3 separate regions of the Mus musculus genome follow, and all the other regions are linked to region 3. A link is a loop called in an ENCODE intact Hi-C map of the cell type or tissue named here. Cell type or tissue: left cerebral cortex. All regions are shown on one strand.

Region 1 (8,000 bases), 190 kb after region 3:
CATATTTGATGTTTGCTACAGGACTGAACTGTTGCCAAAAGAAAAATAAATAAATAAATCAAGCTCACCACCAAAGAACTATTGCTTATTAAGAATGGTTGCAAAAAATTTATGCCTGTACATCTACTTCTGGACTCCATTGCTGAACATACTGGTTTTCTTGGATCCTAGATCAAAAAGTCATGGAAGACAGGGGAGATGGCCCAATAGTTAGAGTTTGATTGGCAAGAGTGAAGAATTGACTTTGCTTCTCAAAATCCACAGGATGTTGGTCAGGTGTGGCTGCCTGTTTGTAATTCCAGTAACTGAGGAACCCCAAAGCAAGTTGGCCAGACTGGCCATAACCTAGAGCTTGCGGTTTGATTGAGATGCCTGGCCTCATTCAAATAAGGTGGAAAAGTGATCAAGGGTGAATCCCAACATCAACCTTGCCCTCCATATGCATGCTTACACATGTGTAAAAACATGCATATATAGATCTGCACCAGAGAGAGAGAGAGAGAGAGAGAGAGAGAGAGAGAGAGAGAGAGAGAGAGAGAGAAAGAGAGAGAGAGAGAAAGAGAGAGAAAGAGAAAGAGAAAGAGAAAGAGAGAGAACATGATTTCTTTTCTTTCTTCTCTGTCTTTCTCTTCTCAGCAGCTGCCCAAATGTATAGTTGTAATATTTTGCTCAAGCTTTAAAGAAATGACACTTGAACTTCCCTCAGAGTCCATCTTTAAATCCCTTTATTATTAAGAGCAAGAATACACAAAAGGAAACCCAAATTTCCTCACAACAGTATAATAGAAGAATATGAATAGAAAAGTGTTGTACTTGTCTTCATGCACATGTTATCTAATGGAGGCAGAGAAGTAGCACACACAAAATTAGATGTAAAATGTCTAAATAGGCATTAGTTATGTCTCCATTTTCCAATCTTGCAAAGATAATATTTAAGCATACTTCATATTTATAATTTACTTTTCTTAGTTTTGAACACAAATGCAAATTTATTTTATAAAACTGATCAACTCAACAGTAAAGCAAATTTAGAAGTTAAAAAATGGGATTTTTTCTTTGAATTATTTATTTAAGTTTGTTATCTTAGGAAATTCTTTTCTAGAGTTATAAACACAGAATATAACAAAATTTAAGTTTCTTTGGGAAATCTGCTGTGACATTTTATTCTACACTGGAAAGACTCACAGGAAAGGAGCACAGGTAGGCATGCCCGCGGTGGCAGACACATGCTTGTGGGTAATGGTCACATTGGGTTTCTATGCCTCTGTGTCTCCTTAGGAGAAAGGACCCCCTCTGTACAGGACATCCAAATCATTTTGTGAAATAAACATTCAGGCTCTTCAATGACATATCTCATTTAGTGTAGAAATAGTACAACAGAGCTGATGTGCATGTAAGGATAAATGAAAAGGAGAGCATGCTGGAGTAGAGAGGTGAGAGTCTACCTCTCACACAAACTTAGGTGCGATATAACAAGTAACCACTGAACGTGGTCACAGGGGGATATTTGATTGGAATTGTTCCTTTTACAAGTCGCAACCACACTTCCTGTCCGTAATTTAATTCAAATAAGGCATCCCCAGTCAAAACTCTGTCACAGTGTATCTCATTGTCAGCATTTTCAGACTCAAATCTAAGTTTGTCTACTCCATCCACCACAAAAAAACCGGAGATATGAGCACTGAATGACTCAATGGTGTATTTGAAAATATACACTCCAAGGTATGGAATTCTGAACTTGCCAGTCCTTGGGTTATATGAGGCCCCATAGTTGACGCTTAGATCATTGAACAGGATAGGACCAGGTGCCGTCATTCCGTGAGTGTGAGATACGAAAAACGCCACCATCGGAGCATATCTGTAAGATCCTTTGGAAAAATCTGTTCAAGGAAAAATGTGACAGGAGTTATTTTTCAGGGTTTTTATCTTGTTTTTCTTCCTATAGCTCTCATTTTATCTCAGTCTCACAGACTTAGCAGAAACATAAAGCTCTCTATCAAACTGAGTGATGCCCCTGTATCTGGATGTCTGCCTCCACTGTAGGCTAAATGTGGAAACACCAAGTCTCCCGAAGCCTCAGTTTCTCCACTGAGATAAGGGTCTATTGTGACATCTGGCAACTGTCCTGTAGAAATGCCTGCAAGGTCATTCGCATGCTGCATCACACTGCCAAGAGATAAAGAAATTCAAAGTACTGAACAATTATTATGGGATGTGGAAACTCCCTGCAGGAACGGAAACCTCCAGGATGGGGAGACAAGGTTCCATGATAATTTCTAGTGGCTGAGAATGAAGTGAAATGAAGCCAAGTTCACCAAGGAGAAGCAGGCCAAGGTAAGTTTCTATGTAATAATGCCACATACACTTAGTCAAGATTTAAAATGCACTGAAATGTGCTCTCAGATACAGAAATCAGTAAGGTCTGATTTGAAATATCTCGTGGCCACTAAAATTAATGTTTTGAATTGATGTGTGTATTTTTTTGTTTAAAAACCAGGAACTGGAGTGCTACATTAAAACATGTTATTATTGTATGCATAGTGTGTGCACGCGTGCATGTGTGCATGTGTGTGTGTGTAGCTGTCCAATAGGACAGATTTTGGGAATTAATTTTCGCATTTCCCTGTGAGAGGTGTGCATCAAACTCAGGTGTCAGCTGCTATCCAGTAGCCTTTCCTGTTGAGTAGCCTCAGGGTCAGGATTGCTACACTTTCAAAGCAAATGTGCAATAACACCAATCGACAGAAGTGAAGAAACTATGAAAAACAAGCTAAGAAGGCTCAAATGATCTTTCACAGTATGTCCAGCATGTGTTCGCGCGTGACACTGAGAAGCACAAGGGGGTGAGTACCTGGTGCTACTGCATCATCTTCCTTGATCTTCACGGTGCAAGTGTCACCCATGAACGGGTGCCGGCAAGCGCAGATGAAGTTGGATCTCCCGCTGATGCATGTGCCACCATTCTGGCACGGGAAGCTGCTGCAGCTGGAATGTTCCTGTGCTACTGAAAAGGAATCACAGCAAAAAGAGACAATCTATTTTTGTCTCAAACCCGAGATGTGCAACAGGATAGTTGAAATGCTGAATTTGAAAGAAGGAAAAACGAGTCCTTAGATGGAAACCACTCACCAGTGTGGGCCTGGGACATGCACCACCTTATCTCTGACACCCATTAGGGAGGGTATTCATGCAAAACCCTCATATTTGACCCCACTGTGTGATGCAAGGATAATTTTGTGATCAAGTTTATGTGAGTATATTAAACTTCTGGTTAGCTTTGAAGCAGATATAACTATCGAAATACAGGACTAAGTATATTTTGACTAAATAAATAACAAGGGTAAGGCTTTTAATCATTAGAGAAGAAAGACCCTTTTTTATTTTCTTAAGATGTGATATTATTTAATAATTACAGTGTTTGTGTGCACATCTGCGTGAACTTATGTGCCCTGTGTGTGCAGATTCCTGCTCATGTCAGCAGAGGGATTTGGGTTTCCTGGAACGAGGGTTATGGCCGATTTCAGCTGCTTGGCATGGGCACTGGGGACAGAACCAGTGTTCTCTGTAGGAATAGTAAGTGCTCTAGCCCTCTGAACCATTCTTCCAGCTCTACCTTTTTAACACTAAAACAAAACACAACAATCTCTCACTTTTGATCACCTAAAAATAAAACCTTATTTTGAAAATTAAGATTTTAGAGTGACAAATTCAAACAAAACTTAGCCTACAAATTTAGTGATTTGTATTGGTAGAAAGCCTCTGATAATCACACACAAGAATATTTCTGAGGTTCCAGTTTGTATAGTAGACACAAAAATAGTTAATTTTGCTAGAATTCCAAGTTACAATGGCAGGTACAAACCTAGCATAAAAATATGACAATTTGTAAGAGAAATATGCTGGAAGAATCTTTCTTTCGCTTGCCACAGTTACTGTTATGGCACCACCTTGTGGCAGTAATGTAAATTTAAAATTCACTTATTTCAAACTGTGTAGATCACTTGAATTTTGGATCCCACATAGACTGTTCTGTCATCATATGTAATATCTGGACTCCACATATGAAGGAAACGACATTTGTGTGAGCCTGGCTTATTTCATTCACCTTGATAACATCTAATTCCATTTAATTTTCTGCATTATTATTATTATTTTACAGTGGAACAAACCTTCACTGGGTGTGTACATAAAATATTTTTCCTGGATGTATGTTCAGCTGTGTTATTAGGTGCATGTGGAAGTCAGAGGTTAGTGTAGGATATCTTCCTTGATCAATCTCCACCTGACTTTTTGACATGACCTTTTATTAAACCCGTGTCTCATTGATTTGACTATTTTGCCTGCCAATGAGCCCCACAATCTTTCCACCTCTAATGCAATTCTGGGGTTATAAACATAAGTTATGCCTGCCTATTTACATGGGTGCTGGGGATGATCTGAATTCTGGTTCTCAGATTTGTATGTCAGGTACTTATTTACTGACCTACATCCCTTGTGACAATGTGTGTGTGTGTGTGTGTGTGTGTACTTTAAAATTGTAATTTGTTTTGTTTAATAATTCATAGTTCTATGTATCTGTATATTCTCTGTTTCTAAATGTGTATTAGTAATTCATTCAAAATGTGGTCAAACTTCATGCCTGTATTAATGTTTTTTAAAGAGAATATATTAGTACATTCCTTGAAAAGTCTAAAATGATTTGAATTTTCTTGACATATTCCCTATAAACTACTTCTCTCATCTAGAAAAGTGTTTGAACAGCTTAGGTAATAAATTTCATATATTTATATATATTACATACACCATATTTGATAACATATATTAAACTGATCTGTATTTCTTGACTGCTTTCACCCCTTGAATCAGGCTTTCAAGCTTTACATTTGCAGTGAGCTCTCATTCTAGAACTTCGCCTACTTCTTGGTAGCTTGAAAACAACCTACAAGTCTTCATCGCTTGTTGAATTGTGAATTCCTGTCTGCAAAGCACTACTTCCATTGGTCTTCATCCTCTGACCTAGCACCATGACCAACTCCTGGGAGACTGCTCCGTAATGAGCTTCACTAGCAATGGTCCATTACACAATAGAGCTGCAGGATAATGAATTGTTTCTTTGGCTTGATCAGCTCTACAGTTCTTACTTTCCCAGATGAGGAAGTCAATCAGTCTCACTTACAGGTTAGGCCTGTAAGACATCAAACCTACTCCAGGGAGAAAAAGTCAAGGCTCTGTGATATGACACCTCTCTCTCCATTTCTACTCTTTCCAATCCCTTCTTCAAGGAAAAGACTTCTGCTTGCTATTCAGTGTCTAGTGTGCACACTCAGCTCTCCTTCTGCTTTCCTGTTACTTTCTGTGATGGAGTCTCACTTTGCTCTCGTCTCAGCATTACAGAGCATGTTGCCTGCCCTTCATTCCAATTGTTCTGTGGAGTCACTAATCTGCAGGAAGGGTCCAACTTTGTATAGTTGAGGAAATGAACTTTATCCTATTAGTGCACTAATCCAAACTTCTTGTAACCATACAGTTGCTTACTTGGACTTCAGCCCTGTGCCTCCTGTTCATGTACCAGGATGTCTCCTGGCTTCTGCAATTGTTTCCATGGTTTCTCTTTTATGTTGCCTTCTTTGCATATCAGTTGAAATTACATATAGGTTGCTACAACTAAGCTTTTATACATCCTATGACTCATATTATTCTCTATTTCTACAGTACTTTAAAATGGTTAGGTGATCAATAGGCAATTTTTTCTGGGTTAACATAAAAAATAAACTCTGATAAAACTATTTGTCACCTTTCCTCATCCCTGATGCTATAGCTACCTTCACTCTTACAATTATTGTCTGATGCTGTATGTGATCTCCCATTGAACTTATCACACTTGATTATAATTGTTCATGTGTCTTTACTTCCAACAGAATGTCACACTTTATGATATCAGGGCTCACAGTTTACTCCTTAAACACATCACTATGAATCCACACAGTAGGGGACATATGCAAAATGGCAAAACTTTGAAGGATGAATGAACAAGTTAATGAAAGTTTGAATTTGTGGTTAGTTCCTTATCCAAATTCTGTCTTCACAGTTTCACAAAGATCACACGGGTGTGATGGGGATCATTACAATTAGTTGAGCAGTTTTACCAACACAATATTCTGCTATCCTGTGCAGGTAGCATGGCTCATATTTCAATGCTAATTTCCCTATGTGGAACGTGACTAAAATTAATTTTCTGTTGTCTTCAGATAGCTTGGGAATCCCAATTTGTTCTGGCCTCTGCATTTTGATCTCTAGTATGTACTCCATGTATAATTTCTTCTTCATCCTGTTACTGTATTTCAAAAAGGTAAGTGCTAATTTTGAACCTATTATAGAGGTCCTTCCACTTCAGAGCACCTTGCCTTTATGAACACTTGCATTTTGTGACTGTAACTACCTGCTCCGTGGGTCAGGCGCATGAAGATGGACATTGACTTGAATATACAATCCATCTACTTAGCTTTTCTCAGCACTCAATCAGAACTTATTCAAAAGGAGTTTCATGACCAAACTTGCACTCTGTGTTTTTCTACTTTATCATTATTTGTATTTATTACATATGAAATAGATTGTGTAATTTATAAAACATGGTTTTATACACAATTTATTAATATTATTATTTTACTTTATGATTTTATTATTTACTCCATTTTAGCATCAATATATTACTTTTTTTCTTCATTTAAACCAACAGTTCTCAACCTGTGAAGTGTGACAACTTTGGGTTAAAACAACCCTTTCACAAAGGGCTCATATCAGATATTCTGCATATCAGATATTTATATTATAATTCATAACAGTAGTAAAATTAGAGTTATAAAGTAGCAATAAAATAATTTTATGGTTAGGGTGTCACCACAACATGAGAACTGTTTTAAAGGGACATGGCATTAGAAAGGTTGAGAACCACTGATGTAAATGATAACATTGCAAAGGGCTAGTAATTGTGATCCCTGCTCACAGCACAATGGAGTTTCAAGGGGATTAGTGAGGGGTATTGCCCTGCTGCCTCTGGACAGCTTCATAACGGACAGGTTTTGTGATCAATATTTTTATTTTTTTCAGCTCCAAATGCTCTGGAAAACAATACTCTTAAAAGAACCTCACCAGCATCTAAACCACTGTCCAGACAAATGTGAAACATGTGACACTAATAGTCTAAAATGTAGATGTTATTGCTGTTAAAACCTTCTATTGTGAAATATACACGTTTTAGTGTGTAGACAGTACAAAATTAGAACATTTTATAAATTGATTTAGAGAATGCAAGTTGATTCCTGAAGAGAAGCTGAGTAACATTTATCCAATTCTTTTGAAAGATGGACTGTGCCCCAACAATCTTACTTTTTAGGTCTTATTCACATGTTCATGAAGCAATATTTAAAACAGAGTAAAATTAAAAATGATCCAAAAGATAAAAATAAAATACGGTTGTGTGACTGTAGGTGTATTTTTTTCAGGCCATAGAGATGCCATATAGGAGCTGAAATATGAGATAAACTTGTTTTCTTTTGCAATCTAAGGTCAGACACTCACTGATGAGAAAAACTATGCAAATGAGTTTTAGTGCAACACTACACATTACCATCACACGATAAAAGACACATTATTTGTCTTTACTGTACCTACAGTCTGGGAAGTTGTTTTGCAATATTTTTCTTGAGATATGTTTGAATTCCGTTATTACACAAGCAAATCTTTAAAAAATAAAACAGTAAATAAATGGACAATAATTTTGTCTATGTAATCTCTTCTTTGTTGACAGTCCATTTACTGTAATTTTAAAACAGTGCTGATATTGCCCCTGTGCTATCAAGCTGTTCCTCAACACTAGGTTGCTGAATACTTTCCTCCATTCTAATTTCCTTTAGCGAGTCAGAAAATGGACCTGGATGTCAACATCTACTAAGCTTCCACTTCCTGACCCTCTCCTGGGACCCTTGGTTCCTGGTATTTGC
Region 2 (8,000 bases), 120 kb after region 3:
ATGTAGTGCTTGTGGTCATGAGGGGGCCAACTGCACTTTATTTGACACACAATTCTTTTAATAGTGACCAAAGCATCAGGGACATTATAATACTGACATCTTTCTTGCCCACAAAGCCCTTGGATTTCCTGTAAAGCAAGTACACATACATTCTCAGATAGCAGGCAACAGCATCATATTTACAAAACTAACAGATATTTAGTTATAACATAAAATATGTTGGTGTAGGGCCAGTGTGGAATGAAAACAACTACAAACCATTCACAGATTGAAGAGCATCGGAAAGTTTCTTTTGATAAAGAAACGCATTTGATAAAGGTGCTGGTGAGTTGGTCACCAGTGAACCTTTGTGTGTGGGTCTGGGATTTACTGTGAAGGCTTTGAAAGCACCAAGCCCCCAAGGCAAGGAAAGGCAGTGATCACAATTCCAATTATAACCCCCGACAATATAGGAGTGATTAAATGCGGCTCTCTGGGGGGGTGGGGAGTAGATTGACTCTGTTTCATAAATGGTGGGAGGGGGTGTTACATTTTCTGCAAATATGACATTAAATATATGGCTACAGTTGGGTTTGAAGTGGGAGACTGGCAAGTCGAGGACAGATAATTAACTCCTTCTCTGAGGTTTAAGCACTTACCCCATGCAGAGGTGGTTATACCGACTAAGCATCTAATTTGGTATTAGCACATTTTAGCTGCTGAATAGATGTGACCTCCTTTTTGTTTCCAACGTGCTAGCTGCCATCTAATTAGATTCTCAAAACACCTCCCATCACATCACCACGCCCAGCAATAACCTTCTGTCCACCTTAATATACACTTCCTATCTCTTAAATCACAGGCTTCCAGGATCCTGGGCCTGCCTAGTGTTTATGTCCAGGTGCCTCGTCTGTGGCTTTGTTGTTATTTTTTTTTTCCTCTGACTTCTGCCAGTTTTATTTTTTTTAACCATGAACCATATTCGTTTAAGAAAACAAAAGCACCTGCCTGTGTGCTCAGTACTTTCTCTTCCACATGTAGGCAGTGCGTATAGGAAGCCAACTAATGAGAGGCATTAGAGGCTGAAAGTTCAGAAGTTATTTGCATATTCATCACAAATTCGCTCTCATTTTTTTCCCACTTGGCCCTTGATTAGGAAGAAAAGTAACAAACTGATCTCATTTATGTATGGCATTTTTAATCACCTTATAATGCTATTGTATAGCCATTAATACAAAATCATCCCCACATCAGCTATTTGACAATGATGGCATATTACAGGCTGAGTCTGCATCAAGGCAGGATATAGGATGGAAATAAACACATATCCACATGATCTGCTCCTTCACCTTCATAGAAAGGCTGTCAGGGTAGTGTTGCACATGAAGGTTATCACCTTGGTTCCTGATATGAAAGTGAAAATGTGAACAGTAACAATCATAAAAACCATTTTAAAGGTTGAATAAGCACAGTATTTATCAGATTCAGTGATTAGTGCTTGTTAGTTCTTCATTTCAGAATGAATCACAGTGTGGAAAGCCCCATGAGGCCCAACCTTGGAAAACCTCAGTTTCCATTCACTTCCTCTATAGTTACTGAAGAAGGCAGTGGTTATGCATATAAAAATATGTGTATAAGATAAAGTCACATGGACCTAAGTATTCATGTGTATTTGTAACCATTCTGAAAGTGGTGACTGAAATATGGAGTTTAGGGTTTTTTTTTTTTGTTGCTGTCTGTAATTATTTTTAGAAGGCAGGTAAGTTGAAACTTAAAGAAATATGTCTGGCTTGTTTTGTTCTGCATATAAATTTAACTATGATATTAGATCCCAGTTTGAAAACTGCAGAAACAAAGGGCAAAGATAGGACAACCAGCTGTGGCATCTCAAAAGCATGTATGGAATAGTGGTGTGCCTGGTTTGTGTTTTAGGCATCCTCACAGGATGTGACCTATGTCCCTCCAGGGCCTCCTGTCTGTTCTGCAATTGGTATTTCCCTCTTGCACACTCTGTGCTTCTTATTCCAGCTCCAGAGTGTCAGAGATCTGATGTTTTAAAACTCCCAGTCTTTACTTCATGGGAAAGGAAAGATTTTTAAAAATTACACACACACACACACACACACACACACACACATATATATATAACTTTTAGAACAGTCTAGACTTTCAGACACTTGGTGCTGACAGTAGCTGATGCATTTAAGAATAAATAGCCTGGCAGAGGTTTATTCACTAACACAGAAGAAAATGCCGCTGGAATTCCCTGTAGAGTACTTTCTTGGGAAGGAAGAACACCTAGCTTTGTGTGGGAACAGCACTCTGTTTCTTTTGCCTGAAATCTTGTCCTTCCTCTTACTACCGTCACTCGTGACTATACTTTGTTTGAATCATTTAAAATAGATGAATCTAAATACTGGAATTTTTGTTTACACCGTTATTACTGTTCCTCATTATTTAACATTTAAATAACTTATTCTTAAAATTTTAAGTTTTCTGTGTGCTTTTTTTTCCCCTCCTAGCTTAGTAATGGACTGTCACTGTGGCTTTAATTGCACACATTCTAAAGTTCATGAAGATTATCCTCAATGGCTGCTAATCCTTTAGAACCTTCAAAGCTGATGGGGCACCAGAGCTCCCACTTGCGAGAGCTTTGCACTATGTTTGATGCAAGAAATGCTGGACAATGGTTTATAGAAAACATTTAAGACTGGTGCTGCTGGAGAAGAGCATCATCTGTCTGGAAACCTAGGACTTATTCTTTTGAACATGGCTTCTTCATTTGATAATCAACTAACTAATTTATGCTTGTGTGTATTTCGGGTCGGGGGCTGTGCATTTCAGAGGACAACTTTCTGGATTTGTGTCTTTCCTTTTACCCTGTGGGTCCTGAGGCTCGAACTAGGTCATTGGGCAGGAGCCTATATCAACCGAGCCAATTTCATCCCCACATGCTTTCATTTTGGAAACATAACCTTTCAATGTGTGCACACTCACCGTACTTGAATTATATTATTGCCTCATGTTTGCTGGTGAGTTTTTGTCAACTTAAAAACTAGAGTCACTGGGAAAAAAGAAATCCAACTAAGGAATTGTCTCCATCTGATTGGTCTGGGCATGACTCTGGGGCATTTTTTTCATTAGTGATTGATGTGAGATGGCTTAGCCTGCCTGTGAGTGGTGTTACTCCTGGGCAGGTGATCCTAGGTTGTGTAAGAATGAAAACTCAGAAAGCCATGAAGAGCAAGCTAATAAGCAGGGTTCCTACGTGGTGTCATCTTCAGTTCCTTTTCTCCAGGTTCCTGTGCACCCCTGCCCTGGCTTCCCTTGATGATAAAATGGGATATAGAAAAGCAAACCCAAGAACCATTTGTCTCCCCAAGTTGATTTTGGTGTTTATCACAGCAACAGGAAGCTAACTAAAACACTGGAGGATGCATGGAATGTTGAAATGACAGCTGCTCTTTGTAATGTGAAACTATTCTGTATCAATTCTCTGGAAGTAGCCAGAAGATGAAACGGGCTTGGATGTTCTTAAATCAATGATCAACAAGCTAGGTTTTAATAGCTTCACTGTAACTCGTTTTCCTTAACAATGTTTCCTCTGAATCTTTCAGTTGATTTCCAACCAACTTTGGAATCCTGTACATTAGTTAATATTAACTAAAAAGAGATTAATAGTTTAATTTTATAAACTAATAAACAAATACATGCCGGGTGGTGCACGCCTTTAATCCCAGCACTTGGGAGGTAGAGGCAGGTGGATTTCTGAGTTCGAGACCAGCTTGGTCAACAAAGTGAGTTCCAGGACAGCCAGGGCTACACAGAGAAACCCTGTCTTGAAAAAAAAAAAAAAAAGAAAAGAAAAAAAAAGAGAAAATAAACAAATACATTTTAGGTCACCATTTCTCTGCTACAGATCAAAAACTGAACTCCAAAATGAAATGACCAGAATAAAACAGAATAAAATGAAGGATACAATTCACAGCTAAATTTGTGGAGCAAAAATCTCTATTGAACTGGGTTTTTGGTCAGCACCAGCAGTAGAGTTGTCTTTTTAATTTAGATCTGAAAAATTCGAATGTGGTAGTGTTTCTATGTCAGTTGGACTTTGTTTATGTGAGGTGTGGGCTCCAGAGCAGCAAATTCTGTCTCCTTCTTTTCATCCCTATTCATAGATAAAAAGGAGCAGGAAGATGTGCCCTCTGCTGGCAAAGCAGAGATTGGTGACTGCTTTTCGAGACAATAGAAACAAAATTCTGTAGGTAGAATACAACCTCATATTCAAAGACATTTTACAGAACGTGTGAAACAGGCTTGCAGTAATTAATTAAATATCTTGAAAGGACCTCCTACGAGTGTAGCATTGTAAAGCTAAACAAGGTTACTAGAAAATAATAATGATATAGTTTGTTCTTTGTGTTCTTGTTTCAAATTATTGAAAAAAATAATGAAGCTTGAATACGTAGTTTGGTTCATTCTGGTAAGGTTCTGAGCTAGATTATTTTATGATATTCAAGCCTTGCAAGGTATTGACAGTAATTATATTGCATTTCTGAATATTAAGTACTAGAGAAGTTTAGCGTTTCTAGGATATTTAGAATGGTGGTATTTTATTCTGAACTGATAAAAATCTGATCTATATTTGTAACATCTTAGAAAATAAATTTTTGTACCCTGATGCATTTAGAGGAACAATAATTTTTTATTTTTAAAACTTTTAACATTTTTCTTCCATGTATACATGTATTATGGTTACACACAATCTTTTCATTGTCTCCTGCTAGCTCCCTTCATTTATTTTCAATTCCTTCTTTCTACCTAGCCTCTCAGGGGCTACACCACTGAAGAAAGTGACACTTCTGCCACAATGCTAACAATTAGTTAGCTCCTTATGAAGTGATAGGCCTGGTAGGCACTTTTACCTGTGGTGGAATGCCGAGGGTCTGATTTTGAGCAGATGTCTCCCGCTGCTCTATGTTTGTGATTGCAGTGGCTATTTTCTGTCTGGATGAACACATTTAAGAGCATTCTTCTCCATCCTCTGGCTCATACATTGTGCCTAGCCCCCCTCTCTGTAATGTTCTCTGGGGCTGGCAGAGTGGCAGTAAGCAATAGCCCATGCCTCTCTGCCCCAAGCTGAGAATCACACACTAGCCTTTGAGTATACAAACAAATATTTAGAAGGTAGTTTTAAAATATGTCCATGTGGAGAAGCAACAGTAGTATGTTCTGCCCCTTTGTGATGACTTCCCATTCATAGGGTTTTGACTAGATTCATAGTACCAGTTATGTATCACCCCTCATGGACTAATACTCCAATCCAATCACAAAGCAGTTGGTTACCCCCAACATAGCAATGCCACTATTAGATCAATATACTTAATTCTTTGGGAGATTGCTATTGTGTCAAAAATAGTCAACAGTTCAATTGATGGATATTCTCCCTAGAAGCCTACATAGTGACTTCTGGAACTCCTGTAACCAAAGAATGTGACATCTTCAACTACAAATTCCTATTATCTAGTACTGGTGAGCACCCCAGAGCAAAAGCAGTAGCCAGTATTCTCTAAGGGACTTCTGGGACCTGTCTGGATAACAATACATGGCAATGTATCCTACACCAGTCACTAGGAAAACAAAGATAGTTTTCTAATTAATAAGATAAAATAAAATGAAAGTACTCAAGAAAAATTGAAAGAAAATATCAACAAATATTCCCCAAACTGAAAACATTTTCTGAGATTGTGAATGACAAAGACAAAATTAATGTATGAGTGTCAGGTTTGAGAGTGTGAGGAATACTAGCATAGATTAGTGACCTGGGTGTGGTGTTGGTCATCTCCCTCTTAGTCAAGTGTACAAATGTATACATAGGGCAACATAGGGCACATTCTTCAGAACTATAAGGAGCCAAAGGCCAATGCAGTTGGAAAACGGTGTGTTATAAGAGGGTCAAAGCACAGCAGGGGTAAACTTGCTCAAGCTCTCTATGTCACATATGTGAAAAGTGTGGTCCAGGAAGAAGGAATCAGGCTCACATGTTTGAAGTAAATATTATTAAGTAACTAATTAAGCCAAGACAAAATGAAACTCAAAAAAATTAGTTGTGTTTTCTATTAGAAAGAAATAAAAGTATCTGATTAATTTGACAAAAGAAATGGCTTGAGGGTATAGTTTACAACAAGTTGGCCATGATATTGATATGAAAGTAGATATGAAAAATTTCTTAAGATATTAAAATTTTGAAAGATTTTCAGAAAATGGGAGAAAACATAGCTAAGCATATGTAGATGAATTCAAGGGCCAAGGGACATAGGCCATCAGCTGCCATTAGTTATAAATTTGACATGCTACTTAGCCAATACAACCCTTACTTTTAAATATGATTTCACTTATAATATTTGACTTACAACTTTTCTATTTTATGACTGTCTAAGAGCAGTACACATTCAATGATACTACATTTAAAGTTGGACTTTTTTCCAGCCTATATATGTATAATATACCATTATCTTAGCCTCGTGAGATCATCACTCTGCAGTTCCTAGATTATTAAAGTACAATGTTCCATAGGCTGGGTCTATTGGAAAAAGTTTTCATCACATGTAATCCTATTGTCAGTTAAGGAATATATTTGTACATGAAATAATCTGGCCATTTAGGCCAACTATTATTAACTTCAGATGAATTGTGTAGTTAGTGGTAGGTATACGTATGAAAAGTTGGATTCTTCAAAATGTGAAGGATGCTTACAATGACACATCGTTACCCTTCAAACTTATTTAACTTTGTGGATTTGATAGAGTACAATGTAACTGATGAGACAAAAAGAAGCATGATGTTTTGGATAAATGAAAGTAAGCAAGTGAAAAAAGAGAAGATGAAAAGTCTTGGCCCTGCTTCATCACTAGAACATTAAATGTTCTGAGCATTTCATCTGTGTGTAAAAAGGGGAAGATAGGAAAGTGTCACCCTGCACTGTGAAATGAACGGTAGCTCAGGGATAAAAGAAAACTAGGTCTGAGTATCCATATGACCCTTAACACAGAGGCAAAAATATTTTTCTCCATTGCTGTGTCTACAGTGTAGAATAAGGTATCTACTTGCTAAGCGTTCTTTCTACCCTTTTGCAAAGAAGTAAAAAAGGATCCCCTAATTTTAAAGTCATTTTCTTATGCTCATTTCACTTAATACATTTTCTCAATGGTATTAGACCGCAATCCGTGTTAATATGTAAATGCTACATGAAAATTTTCAGTGGAGAGGAGTGGAGTATACATTACAAAAATATAGTCAATTTGTTATGCTGCCTTTGTAAAGGATGACAGAATCTCAGCATATAACATGGAATTCATGATTTGCTACTTAGATAGTGTCTTGAACAGACATTCAGATCACTCTGAGTCCATGTTTGTACTTCCACAAAAAAAACCCCAGAATTATTAATTTATCCAAACTAGTACTGAAGAGATACATACTTATTTTAATTTATACAGGAAATAAAAATGCAATAAACAATATTTTCACAAAAAAAAGAAATGTGCTAGAACTGATAGGAGTAAAGTCACTAAAGCCATATGCCACATGGATACGTTGTCAGCAAGCTGTAGACATGTCTTCGTGAGGAAATACAGTCATAAATGTGGTACAGCTGAATCAAGTAAGGGTCCGTAGCAGAGCTTAGCTGTGATTAATGCAACAAATCCAGTCAGCCAGGCTATATACAGATCTGTGAAAACAAAGGAGATTCTAGGAGGCGATAGTTTTGGATTAGGTAACAAAGAGAATGAAATTTCAAATAAAACAATTTTCGCACTTTTTGCAACAATACTAGAAAGTTCAAAGGCCAAATCTGAACCAATGCATAAAAGCTAGTGACAGACCAAGGCCAACCTTGTCCTCATATGATTGTCAAGATTACAGGCTACTTGTGCCATTTATATCCGAACTTACAGTTTTGTAAGTTTCAGATAACACTGAAATGATGGAAGTAATGGCTATGAGGTGGGATTTCAAAC
Region 3 (8,000 bases):
CACAGAAGCTGTCAGTCATATAGTAGCCAAGGATACATTATCAAAATGATACACCTGTGACATCCAATCCAAAACCACACTGCAAAGAGATCAGCTGACAGAGAGACGGGCTGATCTATGCCTGGCTGGGCTGGATATCACTCCACTCACGCATGATTATGAAGTCTGATTTAAGAGGCTTTTCCTTGGTGAGGGCATATCCATGCACTGTCAAAACATAGAGAGATGTGAAAATCTTTTAATTCAGCTAATCTGAAAGTAATTCCATTTGGTTATTGAAAGTCACATGTCGTGTTTGTATAATTTCTTTACTGTCACTATAATATACTTCTGTGCTGTCATCTTAAACAGGCAGGCTTCAAGTCAACTCTACTTTTATGCTTGTAAAATGAAAAAATGCATTTTTAACATTCATTGTTTCTATAAAAATTCTCACTCACTTCATATACAGCCATTACATATAGACTGTATCTTCGCAAAAGACTGTCAGGGTTTATTTTGTACCATAAAAATTACTGCACACACACAGACACACACACACACAAGTATAGAATACTGATAGGTCATGCTACTGTTAGTAATACAATTTCCTGCTAAGATATAGCCAAATGATCTTTGAAAGTGTTCCTACTATTCTGAAAACTTCCCCACAGGCTGAAAATCATTGCACTGTATTCATGGCAAGCCATGTAAAGGTGGCCAAAGTGTCATTTCGCTACATGTAAGAACTTGAGATAAAATCTAATCTATCCAACAAATCTACCAAATGAATATGAGTAAATAAATTATTTAGTGGATATGCATATACAGGATAATAAAATGTTATACATTCTATCAATGTTCATCAGCACTGTTGTCCTACACCTTATCTCTTCTTTAGGGAAGAGACCCAAGATGTTAAAGTAAGGAATTAGTTACCACCCTAACATAAAGAGGTGGTGTGCCACAGGCTTTCTGCTGTGCCTTAATGTGATGTGGAGACATGTAAACATCCAGCACCATTTCCCTACAAGTACTTCACTATTGTAGAAGTTAAAAAATAAACTACTTATTATAAAACATACAGATTTAGCCAGTCAAGGTGCAGAAATACTGACCACAAACTCCAAGAAGAGAAGTCATAAAACGTTTTACATCAGAACAGGCCCAACTGGCCCAATATTTAACGATATCTAAATCTATTGCAAAGCAAACTTATCTTCCATGTCATCGTTACTGTTCTCTACGCCAGATTTGCATCTTAGATCTTGTAGGTCTTGTTATCCACAACCTACTAATCTTACGAGCCCTTTAATAAAAGACAAAGTCTCACCTACCTACTGATGTTTTTCAGACAAAATATAGTACTAAATGTTACTGCCACTCTCTGAGCCCCTGGACTCCTCACTAGACCTGTAATCCCATGCTATCATGGGCTGTTAACTCTGTCTTTAAGTATTCACCTCAGATTCCTTCAAACTGCCCATGTGTTCCTGAAGAGTAGAGTATATAGAAAGAAGTCCCTGTGTGTCTCAAAACTGTCTAGACATCCCACTACTCAAGACAGGCCTTTACTATGAGTATTATGATGAACAATAAAGTATGATAGAAAAGCAAATTACTACTGTAAGGTCATAAATGTTTCATTTTCTACTTCTGGAATTTAATGTCAACTAACATAGTACTAGAAAAAACTTTAAAATAAGAAACAATAACCAATTCCAATGACATTAAGAATATTCCATAAATATGACTTCCAGTATCACAGTAATGGAACTATATCTATGTGGTGTGGTCAGAGTCCCACAAGACACTCCAGCATTGCAAATGCACATTGAACTAGCAGTAATTCATAGACAATAGATGGTGATAGATAGATAATATATACATGTATCTATATATGTTCATATATGCATATGTAATCAAACTCTTAACTCTATTCAAATGAACGAACTGGTAGGGAAAGCTCTTTAACCTGGGGCTTACCACACATACATTTTTTTTTAAATCAAAACAGTTCTGGTCAGTCTCTTTAATTAAATGAGGTGAAGACAAATCACTCTAATAATAGGTTGATGCTTTGTGTGTGTGTGTGTGTGTGTGTGTGTGTGTGTGAGTGAGTGAGAGAGAGAGAGAGAGAGAGAGAGAGAGAGAGAGACTACCAAAGGTGCAGTCATATGTAATATGGAATTTCAGTCTGATTTTTAAAACAAAAAAATTATATATGGCAGTCTCAAGGAGAATTCAGCTTAAAATTAATTGAAGCAATGTTCCACTGTCACAGTCCAGTCAGCAGTTATATAGAAACACAGTTTGCTTCTTCAAAGGACATAATAAATTTGCTAAGGTACTCTGGTAGACACTGACCCAACTTACATCTAAGCTTCAAATTATGACCCTGTAATTGGCACTTGTTTAAAGAAAGCACAAAGGGAAACCAAAACAAACTAATTATTCTATAGCCTAGATGAAGAGTACTCTAGGTTGTCCCCAGTAACTAGATTTAAAGAGTCGGTGTCGACATAAACTCACATAGCAACATTCTCCCAGGGGCTTTGAATAACATCTCTTCGTGTAAAATAGGTGAACATTCTTTGAACAGCCCTCATGGGAAGGGAAGAATGGAGGGTGTGTGTTTCATTTCAGAAGAAAAGTGCTCAACTGCAATGGTTTGACCAGTGAAAGCTGCTGAAAGCAAGCAGGTTTTCTGTCCTGTGGTCTTAGTGGGGACCTGAAGAGGTAGCAGGAACAGACAGCTAGGACTCTCAGAAATGGCAGAGCAGGGGTTCATGACCTCCAAGAAGCACTTCTACCTGTACACACCGGAGTCTACTTCAGACTTCCTTCTTTCGTTTTACAGAGCAGGTTCCAGAAGGGGGGAAAAAAAAAGCAGAATTGCAGAATTGCTTCCAGTTCCAAGCAGGAGGGGCTCAGCGTACACAGAAGGGAACCCCACAACTCTGCCATAAATAGCCTTTCTTCTCACTCGGGATACTAGCCCCTTTGCATCAGCAAGGCACAGCCTCCTCTCAGAAGCACCATTCACAAATCCCTCGGTCGCCCCTTCGCGCACGCTCCCTAGGCGCTGGCACCGTGTGCGCGAGTCCCTAAGATTCAAGCCCAAAGGTGAGGGGCCTGACAGCCACCTGCTGTCAGCGCGGGGTTCACTTTCCGGCCGGGTGACCCGGCGCGAGAACACACGCAGGAGCACCCCACGCCCGCATCCCGCGATCCCGGGGTGCGCCACAAAGCAATCCGTCCACTCTACGTGGCGGGCTCCGGAGGCAGGGGCGGTCGGCGTGGAGCTCCCGCCTGCCCCACCGCACCGCCCCCGCCCCCGCTCCGCAACCGGAGCTCGCGCCAACTCTGCGACCGAGACCCCCGGATTGCAGGAGCGGGCCACGCCGCGCAGTGCCCACGCCCGCCAGGCGAGTCCCCCCCAACCCCCCGCTGGGCCGACGGCCGAGCCGGGGAGAGTCACCTGGTCGCGCTCAGTCCAGGCCCCACGCGAGTCCTCTGCACCGCGTCGCTACCTTGGAGCTGCGGGCTGGTCCCGACGCGGCGTCCACTCCGGCTCGGCCGCTGTCTTCAGCACTCCTCCTGCCGCTCCCGCCTGCGCCACCGCGGCTGCTCCGCCAGAGCTTCGCAGTCAGTCATTCTGAGCGAGGATGGGAGCGGGCGGGGCGCGCGGCGGCCGCGGGTGGGCGGCGGTGTGCGCAGCGGGGCCGCGGGGCGGCTGCAGCGAGCGCCTCCCGGGCAGGCCGCGCTCCCGGCGGCAGGAGGCGGCGCCGCGGCCTCGGAGCGGGTGACAGTGTCGGGCCGGGCGGGGGCAGCCCGAGGGCGGCGTCGGCCAACCGCGTCGCTGGCTTCCGCGCACGCAGCCTGGCGCGGCGACACGCGCACACCCGCGGCCGAATCGGGGGAGGGAGCGGAGCCCGCCGAGCGCCAGATCCCCGCGCCCTGCGAGTCGCCAGGGCAGTAAGGGGCACGCGCGGTGGGACGCTGAAGAATGGGACAGCGCTGCGCCTGGGCTCTCTGTGACAGAGATATTGTCTTTCCCTTCCTGGAGATAGGAGTTATTGCAGTATTCTGTCTGGGTCTTTCCGTGTCATCCGCCCCACGATCGTCTTGACAACTCTGTAGCTAACAAGGTAACAAGGACCCGGCCTCCTTCCCTTTAAACAGGTCACGCCTCCCAGTAACCGTTTGTGGCAGTGATTGTAAGAATGGAAACCTTGGGATTGGCTGGGAGTGGACTCCTCTGCCTACTCTTGCGGTCCTCAGTAGCAACCCAGAGTCCGGAACCAGCTTGACACCATTAGACTGGTGACCTCTTGAAGAAAATGTATCTCTTCAGAGATGGAAATATTTCTGATGCTTGGTGCAGTTGTTTACCTAATTCATTTTCCTGTGATCCTGTCTCCCCTTGCACTGCATCATTTCCTTTAAGGTTGTACTGGGACCTGAACAATTTCCCATTCGTCCTCTTCTTCATCCCCATTCCTTCTATTTATGCCTTTAGCAGACAATACAACACATGGAAACCATTTAACTCTCGCAGAAACATTTAACCCATTCTGCTAGAATATAGGACCATTTCGAGGTACATAATATGTTCCTAAGGTCATACATTAGAGTTCTTACTGGCACATTTTAGAAGCTTCTTTCTCAAAGTTTAAGTTCTTCATGCCTGGTGTACTACTTTGTTTGGAAGCAGCCAGCATGCGTGCGAAAGTCTAACAGCCTACGCTCCAAGTACGTGTGCATATTTGTATGCATCTTCTGGTTAATCTGTCTGACTCCTGCGAAGTGGCTGTGGAGGTCGGATGTACAAGAAGTATACCTTTTGAATGAATATGATTATGATTGTTATATGTTCTTCTGTGAGAGTATCTCTGCTATATGTTTTATTATTATTATTTATTATTATATAACAAAGCAAGACACTCAGAAGGGGAGGTGTTTGCAAAGTTGATGCTGCATTTTTCTTCTTGTGTGGGTTATGGCAAGTGCATATTTAGCATTCGTCAACATGCACGTGTGAGGATTTGTGTTTCTTTGATGTCTGTGTTCATATGTGTGGCTGAAAATATGTGCATTTCATACCTCTCTGTGCGTACTCTCTGCCCACCTTGTTGAAACCTGATGCCTTCAGTTCTAGGTACTCAGGCTAGAGCACATAGAAGTTTCAAGGGATTCTCTGTGGTGAAAGGCCCAGGGTTATGTGTGTTATCACACCCATGGGGAGGGGGAGTGTCCTGGAGGTCCCCAGGTCAGTATAGGGTCAGTACAGGTCCTCACCCTTGCGCAACCAGCACCAGCCACTGAGCCATCTTCCCAGCCTCAAGCCTTTTAATTTACCTTTCTCCAGTAAATGTTGCCATACCCAACTCTCCCATGGCTCCTGCAATGAGTCTGTTAAGAGTTGTTCGGACATATCAAGACGCATAAAGAAAGGACACAGCCAGGATGTTCACACTGCTTCCTGTCCTTCCTCAGAGCTTTAGACAATTGTTAATAGGCTGACCTAAAACCCTCTCCAATGCCACGTCTCTTTTCTTTCACGGTGTAAGAGAGCCTTACAACCTGATCACTTTTAGGAATGGGCAAGGACTTTTAAAAAAAAAATCTGAAAATACTCGAAGCCATGGATGGAAAAGTTACGAAAGTTTGCACCACAGTCTTCAGTAGGAGAAATCTGTGGTTACTGCAAAAGGCAATTTTGAAAAGAAGTTATTTCTAAACATTTTCAGCTCATGAGTTACAAGCTGTAAAGAGACATTTTTAAAAGTTCTGTTCATTTTTTGAAGGACAGTGCTTGATGATGCTGGCTAGGTTCTGACCATTTAGTGGACTTGGTACTGTTTATTTCATTATGGTCAGTAGTCATTATTACTCTATAATACATACTTCAAAATTATAGGAGATATTCCAGGGCATTTTGGTAACCACAACTGACAGCAGTTTTCACACTCACAAATTGCATTCCTAATTGGTGAGAACCATGGCAATCTGTCAGTTGTTGTTTTCATTAAGACACAAAAGCTAACATTTCCTTATTTTATGAAATTTTCCCAAATAAAGATTTGAATTCATATGCACTGGACTAAAAAACAAATGGAATATGTGCCCGAAAACAGACTTCTGAAAAGTGGATTCATTTTCATTATTTTTTATTTTTCTTAAAAAAACAAAAAACAAAAAACCCCTCCATGCTAGAAGCCTCGTTTATGAATTCTAATGGACACTTGAGGAAGTTAGTAAATGAATTATTCTCTTTTAAGATTGCTTCATCTTTCAAGTGGAATTTCCCAGTTGCAGTGCGTTCAACGCGATAATTTTTGTTGTGATAGAAAAACAGAAAGTTAATGACTCCTTCCAGTTTGTTCCTTTTCATCTCTTATGTGCGTGCTGCTGTTAGGTTCCCAAGTGTATCTAACTGGCACGTTGAATGAAGATTTGGCATCGCAGCCTTTGATGAAAGCAGAAAAATTAGGTTGCCAGTTACATATGTGCTCCTTATGTGCACTGCATTCCCACCAGTAATGAGCCAAATTAGGCATTCCTAAGTAGCACCGCTAAAACCTAGAAGTGGGGTTCAGAAAAGATAATAGAGGTTTTTTTTTCTTTCTTTCCTACCCAGTTACTAGCTATAAAATAATTTAGAAACTGAATTAACTTTTCTATATTTACAAAACTATGTAGATAAAGAACTGGTGACATGGGTGAGTAGCCAAATGCTCTCTACCTGGCGTAAGAGTTTGAGTTTCATCCCCATCATCCCCATAAAAGCCAGGAACAGACAGCAATGCACACCTGTAATCCTGCTGCTGAAGAGGGAAAGACAAAAGGACCTTAGGGCTTGCTGGTCAGCCTGTCTAGGGAAATCTTTGAGCTGTGGTTCAGTAAGGGACCCTGTCTCAAAAAAAAAAAATGGTGAAAAGTGAATGAGGGAGACACCTAGTATTAACCTCTGGCCTCCACATGCACACAGACACATGCACACCCCAAAATTTAAAGAATTTTGCATCTCTTTCTTTAATCTTTCCTAGGTGTTGCTCTTTATGATGGCTGCTATCCCGTGAAAGCTGCCAATGGGTAACTGAGGAGAAGAGAAGCAATTCATGCCGAGCAGGACTGGATGAGAAATTGGATCAAGATTGACTCAGCTGCAATTCTGGGTCCAGAAAACACCAAATATGTAGTCTTGATGTGGAAGCACATTGATTGTGATAATCATCCAGATAATAAGGCACAGAAGACAAGAAAAATTATTTTTTTCCTAAGCATACTTGTGATAACTCTTGCTTAGTAATGTGTGTGTATATGTGAAAAGGCAGAGAAAAGGGAAGAGAGACAGGAAGAGAGAGGGGGAGGTAATTACCATGTTTGATTAATTTAGTTTATCTGATCACAATATTTTTTTTAATTTACCAAATTAGTGAGTTAATCTTTTAATGTTATCTATTTCCAAAAAACTGGGCTTTGAGTTTCCTATTGTATATGGTCCTAGCACCTACATAGTAATACATATTTCATTCAAACAGACAGTTGTTGACACACTGAAAAGCATCATCTAAATTATCCCTAAGAACAGTATCTTGATAAAATTTGAAAGTAACCTAAACATATGTATAGGTATAAATATAGCAATAGCAAGAATAAAACTGAAAAGAGAACATATTTGTACTACTTGAATATATAATAAGCAAACAACACTAATAAGAGTCTAAGCCACATTATACCAGTACTCTGGGAAGCTGGAAACTGGTTTTACCATCTGTCAGCTTCTATACTGGCAGCATCACAAATGAGACCTCTTTTGAACAAAACATCACAGCAGGAGCCACAGACATGTGAATTGTAATTAACACGTGAAAATGCATTTCATAGCTTTTGTCATTTATAGAAAACATATTGTGAATTTTTGATTTATAAAATTATATCAAATGTAAGCCATTTTAATTTTCCAAACTTATACACTATTTCATCAAAACTTTGGCCTTTACCAACAGTGAGTA

What was found. Hi-C counts contacts between places; a loop is a spot of excess contacts. Peaks named below come from ENCODE experiments on the same cell type or tissue, not always from the same donor. Only the 100,000 strongest peaks of a DNase experiment are listed, where the experiment ranks them.
Region 1: it touches region 3 in a loop (2.8-fold over the local background); 3 of 42 quality-filtered maps call a loop at or near these places.
Region 2: a loop joins it to region 3, with 2.7 times the contacts of the local background. A loop is called at or near these places in 9 of 42 quality-filtered maps.

Annotation. Positions count from the first base shown.
Region 1 is chr6:60,982,078-60,990,077 of GRCm38, reverse strand. Mmrn1 (multimerin 1) reads right to left here. Exons shown (of 8, transcript NM_027613.1): 7 at 2,852-3,004; 8 at 700-1,880. The coding sequence ends at 1,459. Among named protein-coding and RNA genes, the nearest start is that of Mmrn1, 42 kb to the right of the region's middle. In left cerebral cortex, a CTCF peak has its summit at 3,941 (motif pointing left); DNase peaks (open chromatin) are centred at 2,966 and 3,954.
Region 2 is chr6:61,059,511-61,067,510 of GRCm38, reverse strand. No RefSeq gene overlaps it. Among named protein-coding and RNA genes, the nearest start is that of Ccser1, 120 kb to the left of the region's middle. In left cerebral cortex, a CTCF peak has its summit at 4,195 (motif pointing left); a DNase peak (open chromatin) is centred at 4,179.
Region 3 is chr6:61,176,114-61,184,113 of GRCm38, reverse strand. Ccser1 (coiled-coil serine rich 1) reads right to left here and starts at 3,789. Exons shown (of 11, transcript NM_183310.2): 1 at 3,461-3,789. It overlaps A730020E08Rik (RIKEN cDNA A730020E08 gene), which reads left to right and starts at 3,304. Exons shown (of 3, transcript NR_040287.1): 1 at 3,304-3,407; 2 at 4,053-4,130; 3 at 7,032-8,000. In left cerebral cortex, a CTCF peak has its summit at 3,682; DNase peaks (open chromatin) are centred at 3,026, 3,735 and 4,716; H3K4me3 peaks cover 2,096 bases; H3K27ac peaks cover 1,132 bases.